Regions from separate parts of the Mus musculus genome. Here region 2 is linked to region 1. The links are chromatin contacts, found by Hi-C or POLR2A ChIA-PET in ENCODE. All regions are on one chromosome and are shown on one strand. The core of a region is the stretch at or near the end of the contact, and the rest is flanking DNA. Distances in the headings are between cores, read along the strand shown.

What was found. Hi-C counts contacts between places; a loop is a spot of excess contacts on that map. ChIA-PET counts read pairs that join two places held with the same protein, here RNA polymerase II (POLR2A).
Region 2: a loop to region 1 is called in a map of left cerebral cortex, with 2.4 times the contacts of the local background. The contact joins the promoter of Shtn1 here to the promoter of Eno4 in region 1. A Hi-C loop is called at or near these places in 1 of 37 maps with a recorded cell type or tissue (left cerebral cortex). POLR2A ChIA-PET finds 5 or more read pairs at or near these places in 1 of 5 experiments (Patski).

Annotation. Positions count from the first base shown.
Region 1 is chr19:58,941,101-58,945,357 of GRCm38, reverse strand. It overlaps Eno4 (enolase 4), which reads right to left and starts at 1,933. Exons shown (of 14, transcript NM_178689.4): 1 at 1,737-1,933. The coding sequence starts at 1,901. It also overlaps a transcript of Hspa12a not described here.
Region 2 is chr19:59,073,571-59,077,827 of GRCm38, reverse strand. It overlaps Shtn1 (shootin 1), which reads left to right and starts at 1,759. Exons shown (of 17, transcript NM_001114312.1): 1 at 1,759-2,373. The coding sequence starts at 2,316.

The DNA.
Region 1 (4,257 bases), core at 684-3,183:
GTTGTTGTTTGATTTTTGTTTTTAGAGACAGGGTTTCCTCTGTGTAGCCCTGGCTGTCCTGGAACTTACTTTGTAGACCAGGCTGGCCTCGAACTCAGAAATCCGTCTGCCTCTGCCTCCCAACTGCTGGGATTAAAGGGGTGTGCCACCATGCCCGAGACCTTTCTTAACCCACAGACTTGGTATCTCTCTCCAGCAAGCTTTTCTATGGCAAGCCGACTGACTGACTCCCTAATCCTTCTTCTCAAGTTGTGGAAGTCATTGGTCTTTATACTGTGACATATTCAGATTTTAAAAATCCGAAGGGGATAATTTTTATCCCTGCCCACCCCCAGGCAGACATCTGGCTTGTCAACAGTGAAAACCGTGTTCCCCTCACCAACCATCAGCTGATGCACAGTGACACCTAACTCCAACAGGCCTCTTGGGAAGCTTAGTAATTGCAATTTCCTTTAAGTGGCAGAGCAGAAATCACTTGGAAGGGATCCAAGATTGACTTCTGAGCGCTGTGCCTACTATGGGCGCTGACACCCTTGGGCAGGTTGACCAGGGTTGTCCAAGAAAGCAGGCTGAGCAAGCCATGAGAAGCAAACCAGTAGGCAGCATTTTTTTTCTTCCTATAGCCTCTGCTGCATTTCCTGCCCAGACTTCCCTCAGTGATGGGCTGTGGCATGGAAATGTAAACCAAATAAACAAGTTCCTAAGTTGCTTTTGGTCAGAATGTTGTAGCAAAGGATAGAAAGCAAATGGGGCCGCCCCTAACTAAGGTATGGGAGTTCCCAAAGAGCTGTACAAACCAGTGCCAGGCTGCCTAACAGACTAGGAAGAGACAGGGTGAGGTGTCCTTTTAGACAACGAGTTAACAGTTCCTTCAGCAAGAGAGAGAGGGATTGAAATCTTTATAAGGCCTTCACTCACCTATTCCACAAAAAGTCTATAATTGTCCCTTTGTCCCACAGTGCAGGGGTAGGGGTGAGGGTGGGGGTACTAGTTAAAGCCCTGAGGCCCAAGTTCTTTATTTAAAAAAGGGAGGGTTGTTTGTTTGTTTTAAATCTTGCAGAGCTTTTAGAGACGAAGACAACGAGTGGTAGGTACCCCAACTCCTTTCCAAGTCACATCTGATGCACAGGAATCCCCCTCCTCAGCAGCCAACCATTAGGTAACTCAAAGGATTACTGTAGGATGGCCCTAGGAGAGCTCAAGGACACTCAGTCAACAACGGAGAAGGGCCTCCGAGTGAAATCTGCATTTTGGCAGTCACTGGCCCGAGACGTTGGGTACCTAGCCAATGCAGGGTGCGTGAGGTTTTCACACCTGGGAGCTTAGACTTGGAATCTGAGACATCAGGGGGGAGTGGAAGCCAAAGGAATGGGACCCGGGGTGGGCTGCAGCCAAGTCCCTGGCATTCGTTTCGTGGTCCAGCTTGCGTCCCCGCCCGCAGGTAAGGTAAGTTCAGCGTCAGGTCTGTGGTTTAGAAAACCAACGGCAGGTGAGCTCCTTGGATAGAAAAGAAGCTCGCCAGTCTCGGAGCAGACCTGAGCTACAGACCCATTCAGGGTCCTCTTGTCAACTCTCCGCATCCTCCCCGCGCAGCACGCTCGCCCTGCTCTCAGCTGGGCATCCCCTAACCCTTCTGCCCAGCAGCGCGCAGGCGCGACTCCGTTGCGCAGGCGCAGACGCATCGCGCTGCCGCAGCGTGGGCCAGAGGGAGGAGGGAGCTCCCCGCGCGTCCCTACCAGGTGCCCGTAGACATCCGCAGGCTGGAGGTAGAAGGTGGAGTTGAGCAGATCTTCCAGCTTGCGCGGGACGTCGTTCTCCTGGTAGTACGCCATCGCCTGCTGCTTCAGCTTCTGCAGGTCCCTAGTGATCCCGCCTCTGCGGCCGCCGTCTTCATCTCCCATGGTAGGAGACTTAGGGCTACAGCGGGGTTTTGCCAGGGGGCCCGCCAGCGTCCTTTTGTCGCTAGGCAACGCAACGAGATCACGACCCCTAGATCTCGCGAGGCTTCCTTCCCTTGGTGGACCGAGACTCAAGCTTTCCGTTCGGGACCCATCGTTGTCCCGTCCGCACTTCGCCTTTCTTCAATGCTTCGCTCTTAGTGCTCTCTCGTCCCCGTTTGTCACTGTTCCTCGGACAGTTTTGCAGACGGGGAGGCATTTAACGATTGTTTGAGTTCGTTTTGCAGAAGCTGGGGAGCGGTACCCGCCACTTCAACTCTTGCAGTTAACGAGGGAGAGGGATGCAAGAGCCCAGGGTGCCCTTCCTGAGCCGTGGAGGTCCTGGGCATGCATCCCTTCCAACCCACGCACTGTGCTTGCTGCACGCCTCGTGATGCTCTCTCTCAGAAAGCTCCCTTTGGGGGAGATTACTGAGAGTGAAACCCAGTGTAGGAAGTAAGACTGATGATGCTTTGGAGAGACCCAGGGCGAGGTGGAGGCCATGCAAAACGCAGCCCATGAGAAAGTCCTTGGGTCATGGTCTGTAGCAGCGGGCTGCCTGTTTACTGTGACAGTTAGGTACCAGACGCAATGATAGAACTTATTTCTGTGCTCGTTACTTGGATGGTGCAGGACGATCCAAGTAATGGATAGGAGTGGGCCGAGACAGACAGGGTGTTTTCGTGTTTTTTTTTTTTTATTGTTGCCTGTTTTATGTTCCCAACAGAAAGCAGGTTGCTTAAAAGACTTGTGCCTTCATTGCTCATCTGGAAAACGTAATCTTACCTGCTCTGTCCGCTGGACAATCACTTAAAATAACCCCGAGTGCGAAGAGGCATTTGGGAACAGTTGTTTTCCATAAATGTACTGTTGGATGTAGGTGGATAAAATACCTGATTCTGTAAGTACGCTTATATAACCGAGACCCATTCCTCCCTGCTCTGGACTCTCTTTGAGGACGATTTCCTTTCTGTGGTGTGATGGGTCATCACACACTTGCCCTCCCCTCTGGCTGGCTGCAAGTCCTTGGATGGTGGAAGCAGAGACTTAGTCATCTCCTTGTCCATCGCAGAGCTGAGCGCTCACAGCTGGGATTTTAGTGCACCTTTGTTTAAAAACGAGCCCACAATGTTGCCATTGCTTTTATTCCTGGGTGTGGCCGTCCTCATACCAACCCGCCTCCTGTGGAAGGTACCTCCTTCGCCCATCCTGTGAAGGTTGAGTTTTGTGTCTTAAGAAAAGCTGTGCTTCACATTCTCACCCCCCCAGCAGACTGCTCTTTCTACTGATCTCCTTGCCCACTTGAAACCTGGACCACAGACGTGAGCCCTCATCTTTTAGGGCTGACCCATTTGACTTTCTTCTTTTTCATTCTTCTGTGCTCAGCATGAATCTCTGGGCCTACCACCTGGATGCAGCCACTGAACTATATCTCCAGACCTCATTTAATTTTCTTTTCCTTTTTTTTTTTTTTTTCTAGTTTGTGACTTGGTTTTATGTATCTTAGGATGGCCTCAGACTGGCTGTGTAGTGGAGGCTGACTTTGAACTTCTGACCCTTCTGCTTCTATCTCTGGAGTTCTGAGTTAACAGGCGTGAGCAACCGTGCCTAGTTAACGCAGTGCTAGGGGTAGAACCCTGGTCTTCATGCATGCCAGGCAAGCACTTCACCAGCTGAGCTATAACCCCAGCCCTCATTTAATATTTTAATGGAAGACTGGAAGTATTTGGGCTGAGACCACTATGCAATGGGTTCTTCGCTCTCTAACCCACTGTCCTCTATGTCCCATGAGGACAGGGTTTGTGTGTCTTGTTCAGTACTGCACTTATGGCATCAGTATATTCCTTTATAGATTAGATGTTCAGTAAACAGTTACTGGATGAGTGAATCGATTTTGCATACGCTAAATCACAAACATGTAACTGCTTTGGTGTTAAGTGAGCAGTAAGTCCTTCTTTTCAGAAATGAGAAACAGGGATGGACATTTAGCCCGCAGAGAAAATTTAGCCCGCAGAGAAATTGTCAAAGCCTTAGAATACCATCCTGCAAGAGCAGGGCATTCCTAAAAATACAGGACTGGCAAGGCAGAAGTGGTTGGCTGGCTACGGTGGTAGGACTGATAACGTGTTTGGTTGTTCAGGAAGCAGTAATTCCAGGTGGAGAATGATTTAGGAAGGTCAAAGGGTAAAGGTCAGCTGGGAAGAGACAGATGAGAAGGATGCCTACTCCTAGGTGATGGGGATGGAGGGTGAGGAGCCAAGAAGACTTGGGGGGCAGTGTAGAGGTCTCTTAGAGTTGTAAAGAGTAACACACTATGTGA
Region 2 (4,257 bases), core at 510-3,009, 130 kb before region 1:
TAACATGTCAAGCATGGCTCTGGCAAGCCTTGCCCTTCTCTTCTATTCCCCCTGTCTTGGCTAAAAACCATTAGATTACATTGCTAAAACTAACCATCAAAATCTATTCCCTTATTTGGCCACTCCCTCCTCCTGAGGCTGACTACCAAGGTTCAGCAATCTAAGTGTTGAAGTCCGGGAAACAAAAGCCCCTTTGACTCACCTAATTAACATGCCCAATTAAAATTAAACACCTCATCCTAACATAGGGTTTCTCCCCTTACCTTATATAAACCACCATTTTCCTATGGGCCATGTCTGGCTCCCATCTAGAGGCTGTCCTTTGTCTTTCTAGGACAAATACCATGTCCCCTCCTCCCTTGTTCCCTTTTCCTTCTCCCTCATCCTCTATCTCCTGTCTTTGTTTCTTACTCCTTGACCTTTGTCCTTTTGGGGCAAATCTTTGGGCAGAGAACTTGGTCTTGTGTGTCCTGAGCCTATACCAATCTTTATGATCATCACTGTAGCTGACTGGAAAATATTTTGAACTTATGAAACATTCTTATGAAACATTCCAGGAAGGACCAAATAGCAAAATCCCCACACTGAAATAATTTCATAAAGTTCCATCTTTCATTCTTTTTACTTAGAAATCCACACTGCCACCTCAGGCCACCCGAACAGTTAAACTATGCATTCTAAACCACTGCCATTTCTTAAAAGGGAATAGCCGATTCTGATTTTTCAACGGTCACCACGAGATGGTATGAATAATGAGTACCAGAAAGATACTGGTAATAGGATCTATGGGAATATCAATACACGTCTCCTGGCAGGGCCACTACCAGCCGAGTTGGGGCGTTTGCCTAAATTGAGACGCAAGGAATGAAGAGCTGGTGTTCTATATGAGTTTAGAGAGGATGAAGAAAACGAGGGCTGTGCAGAAGGCTCACTTAACCCGGATTTATCTGGAGCGCTTAATGATTGGAATAAAGAACTGTGCTTTTCTCAACTTGTTATTAGCAACCATAACACCTGTAATCATAAAAAACAAAAAATCCTCTGCGCAGAGCAGGCGGCATACCTATCCATTCGGTCCACCTTATTGGAGGTGGACCGGATGGATTGTGGGGCCTTAGCGCATGCTAGACAAGCACTTCTATTTTTTAGATTTGATGTTGTGGTCAAATTCCTCTCCCTGTTCAATTTTTTAAATTCTAAAAGAGTATGCTTTATTATTTCCATTCTTTAGACCAATTCCAGAGCTTGGGAGAGTCAAGCAAATGTTAGGAGAACTAGAGTTGGAGAATGCAAGCCTGCCTAGATATGTTTGCCCAGGTCTACCCCAGAGTTGGGTGTAAATGCCACCGAGGGTCCTTAAGAGAGGCAAGGACTGTCTTCAGTCCTTACACAGGAGGCTCCCTGTCATGCAACAAAGTGACCTTGGGTATTCAGAGTGCAGTGCCAGCCTCCCCAAGATGCAAGATCCTCCCACCGGAACCAGATGACCTTCCCTGCAGTTCTGGCCTGGTGAGGCACTTGGAGGCAGGGCCCAGGTTCTGACTCTGGCCTCTTCACACACGCTGGAACTGCGATCAGACTGCCACGCCCCCATCACCTCTTCTCTCTCTCTCTCTCTCTCTCTCTCTCTCTCTCTCTCTCTCTCTCTCTCTCTCTCTCTCTCTCTCTCCCTCCCTCCCTCCCTCCCTCCCTCCCTCCCTCAGACTGCTACCCACTACCCCCTACTCCTCAAGACTGCGGTGACTCAATTAGCCAGACAGACTGCAAACATGCACTTGCTTGGTGGACAGGTGCATGGTGTAGAACAGAGGGTTTTCCAGCCCTGGCTCCAATGAGCAGTGACTGAGAACTAGGATAGGAGCCTGGTCCTCTGGGGTCCGTCCGGTCCTGCTCAGATCCGCTGTCCAGCTCTAGGGTGGCGGACCTGGGGAACCCGGGTCGAGTCTCCATGGTGCGCGCCTCGGGTGGAAAGCCTGGCGCAGCGGCGGCCTTAGCAGAACCGCATACAGCCACCTGGGAGGATCGCAGGCGCCCCAGGGCCGTGACACTTCACCCGCCTCCAGCGGCCCACGCCCCTACCGGGCCAGGCGCCCAGACCCGCCCGCCGCAGGTGGGGCAGCCAGGGCCCGCGAGTAGGTGCGTGGGATGATCTCACCGCGTGCGGCGCGCCAGGAGGAGGAGGAGCGGGAGCGATCCCAACTTCCGGGTAGTGCAGCCGCACGCCGCGCCACCGGCATCTTGCTTTCTGCTCCCCCTCCCCCGTGTCCCCCTCGCCTCTCCCTCCTTGCCTTTTATCCCCAGCCCCACCCGCCAAAATGAACAGCTCGGACGAGGAGAAGCAGCTGCAGCTCATCACCAGCTTGAAGGAGCAAGGTAGGTGGGCCGGCTGCCGCAGGTGCCCAGCAGCGGCCTCGGGCGGGACAGCTCTGGGCGCAGCCGCAGGTGCCAGCCGTGGCCAAGGGACCGTGAGGCCGCCGCGGTCACCCCGCATCCCCAAGCGCCATGGGGTGCAGCGCCCTGGGCGGAGGAGCTGCAGCGTCTTCCCGCAGTGGGATCGCGCGCCCTGCAGGACTAGGGCGCGCGACCCGGGCAAAGGGACACGCGTCGGGCGTGGACAGGGTCAGGGCACGCACCTCAGTCCACGCGGGAGTAGCGAGCCGGGTAGGGTAGGATCGCTGGGCGCCGGGTAGTGGCTCAGTTGGCCTGGCTCCTAGCTGAGGCCGCACCCTTGCACACTTTGGCGTTCCTGGGCCTGCAGCGTTCCCTTCTTTTGGGTTCGGTCTAGTTCCTTTTTCTTTACCCAGCTGGGATTTTTCAGGGAACCGATGTGTTCTTATCACTTCCCATTTTTAGCAATTTATTAGTCAGTGAGTCGACACCCTGCCTGTGTGGGGCTTAATGAGGAAGCGGGGCTGGGGCTGGAAATCCAGGCCGTTTTGCATGCTTTTCTCTACCGCTTGGTAGCTAATGATTGCCATCAGAACATTTGTGAACAAAGCAAGATCCTAGAGACAGTTAATCTGACACACTTTAAAAATACCACGACTAATTATCCTGTTCAAAGTGTGGTTTGAGAATATGGGTCAAGAAAGAGGAACTGCACAGGTTTAGGAGGTAAAAGGTCATGCATGCTCTTTGCTGCAGGACTTGCTAACATTGGAAGGGCCCTGCTCAATGGTCCTATTCCTCTTCTTGACTCAGCTCTCCAGGAAGTTGGTGTCTTCCCATCACTGAGTCTTGTGACTGAGCCAGGTGGCTTAAGAGGTCCTAGCAAGGACTTGAGCCGCTTGCTGCTCTTCAAATCCATCAGCCACACTTCCGCAGAAAGGGCTCCACAGCACTGTACTGTGTGACCTCAGGGGAGTTACCTAACCTCGCTGAAATGGATGAAGCACTTTTCCCTATGTGGCATCTAGAAATCCAGAATGGGTGTTAATTGCTTTCATTTCCCCCTCTCATCTGCAATTAGCCTGAAGTCAGCCCACATCGCACCTGTGACTCAATGGATGGACAGAATGCCTTATTTGTAATCCTTCAAGTATTTTCATAGAAGATTGGATTTCACTAGTATTTACTTTTAATAACAATTTCCCGTGTCTCACACCCGAAGACTTTTGATTCATTACTCTGGACTTATGAAAACTTTTGGTATTAATACCAGATCTTTTGATGGATGGTCATCTTGCAAATGATTGTAAAACAAAGTAAAATATGTTACTTCCTTTTATTATTTTATTGTAATTCTCAGAGTGCACTAACAGTGACCACATCCACACATATCTCCTCAGGCCTTTTGCTGGACTGATGTTTGAAGAAGGGAGGGTTCCTAAGTGTCTAGCGCTTTCTGTTGTGTTGTATTGGAAAACAAATTTGTGGCCTTAGTATTTCTAAAGGTTCTGTTTTCCTGAGGAAGGGCGTACCAGGAGAATAGAACTTAGGTTTGTGTCTCTTGAGAGTACTCTTGGTTTTGGACATTGGACTGGTCACATAGATACTATTTGTTCAGTCTATGGTGAGATTTTCATATCTTAAAACCAGACTGCGTTAAAAGACTTATTTAGGAGTTTTTAATGGCTATTTTACCTGTGGAATTAGCTGGGAAGTTGGGGATTTGAGGTGTAAACATGGCAACCAGGTCTTTGGGTATACCAGTATTATGGTCAGGTTTTTTTGTGGTGATGGTGAGCTGTTGCCATGGTGAGTCAGTCTCCCAACCTAATATGAACAAGGAGAAGATTTTTGGTTGGATGCTCCGTT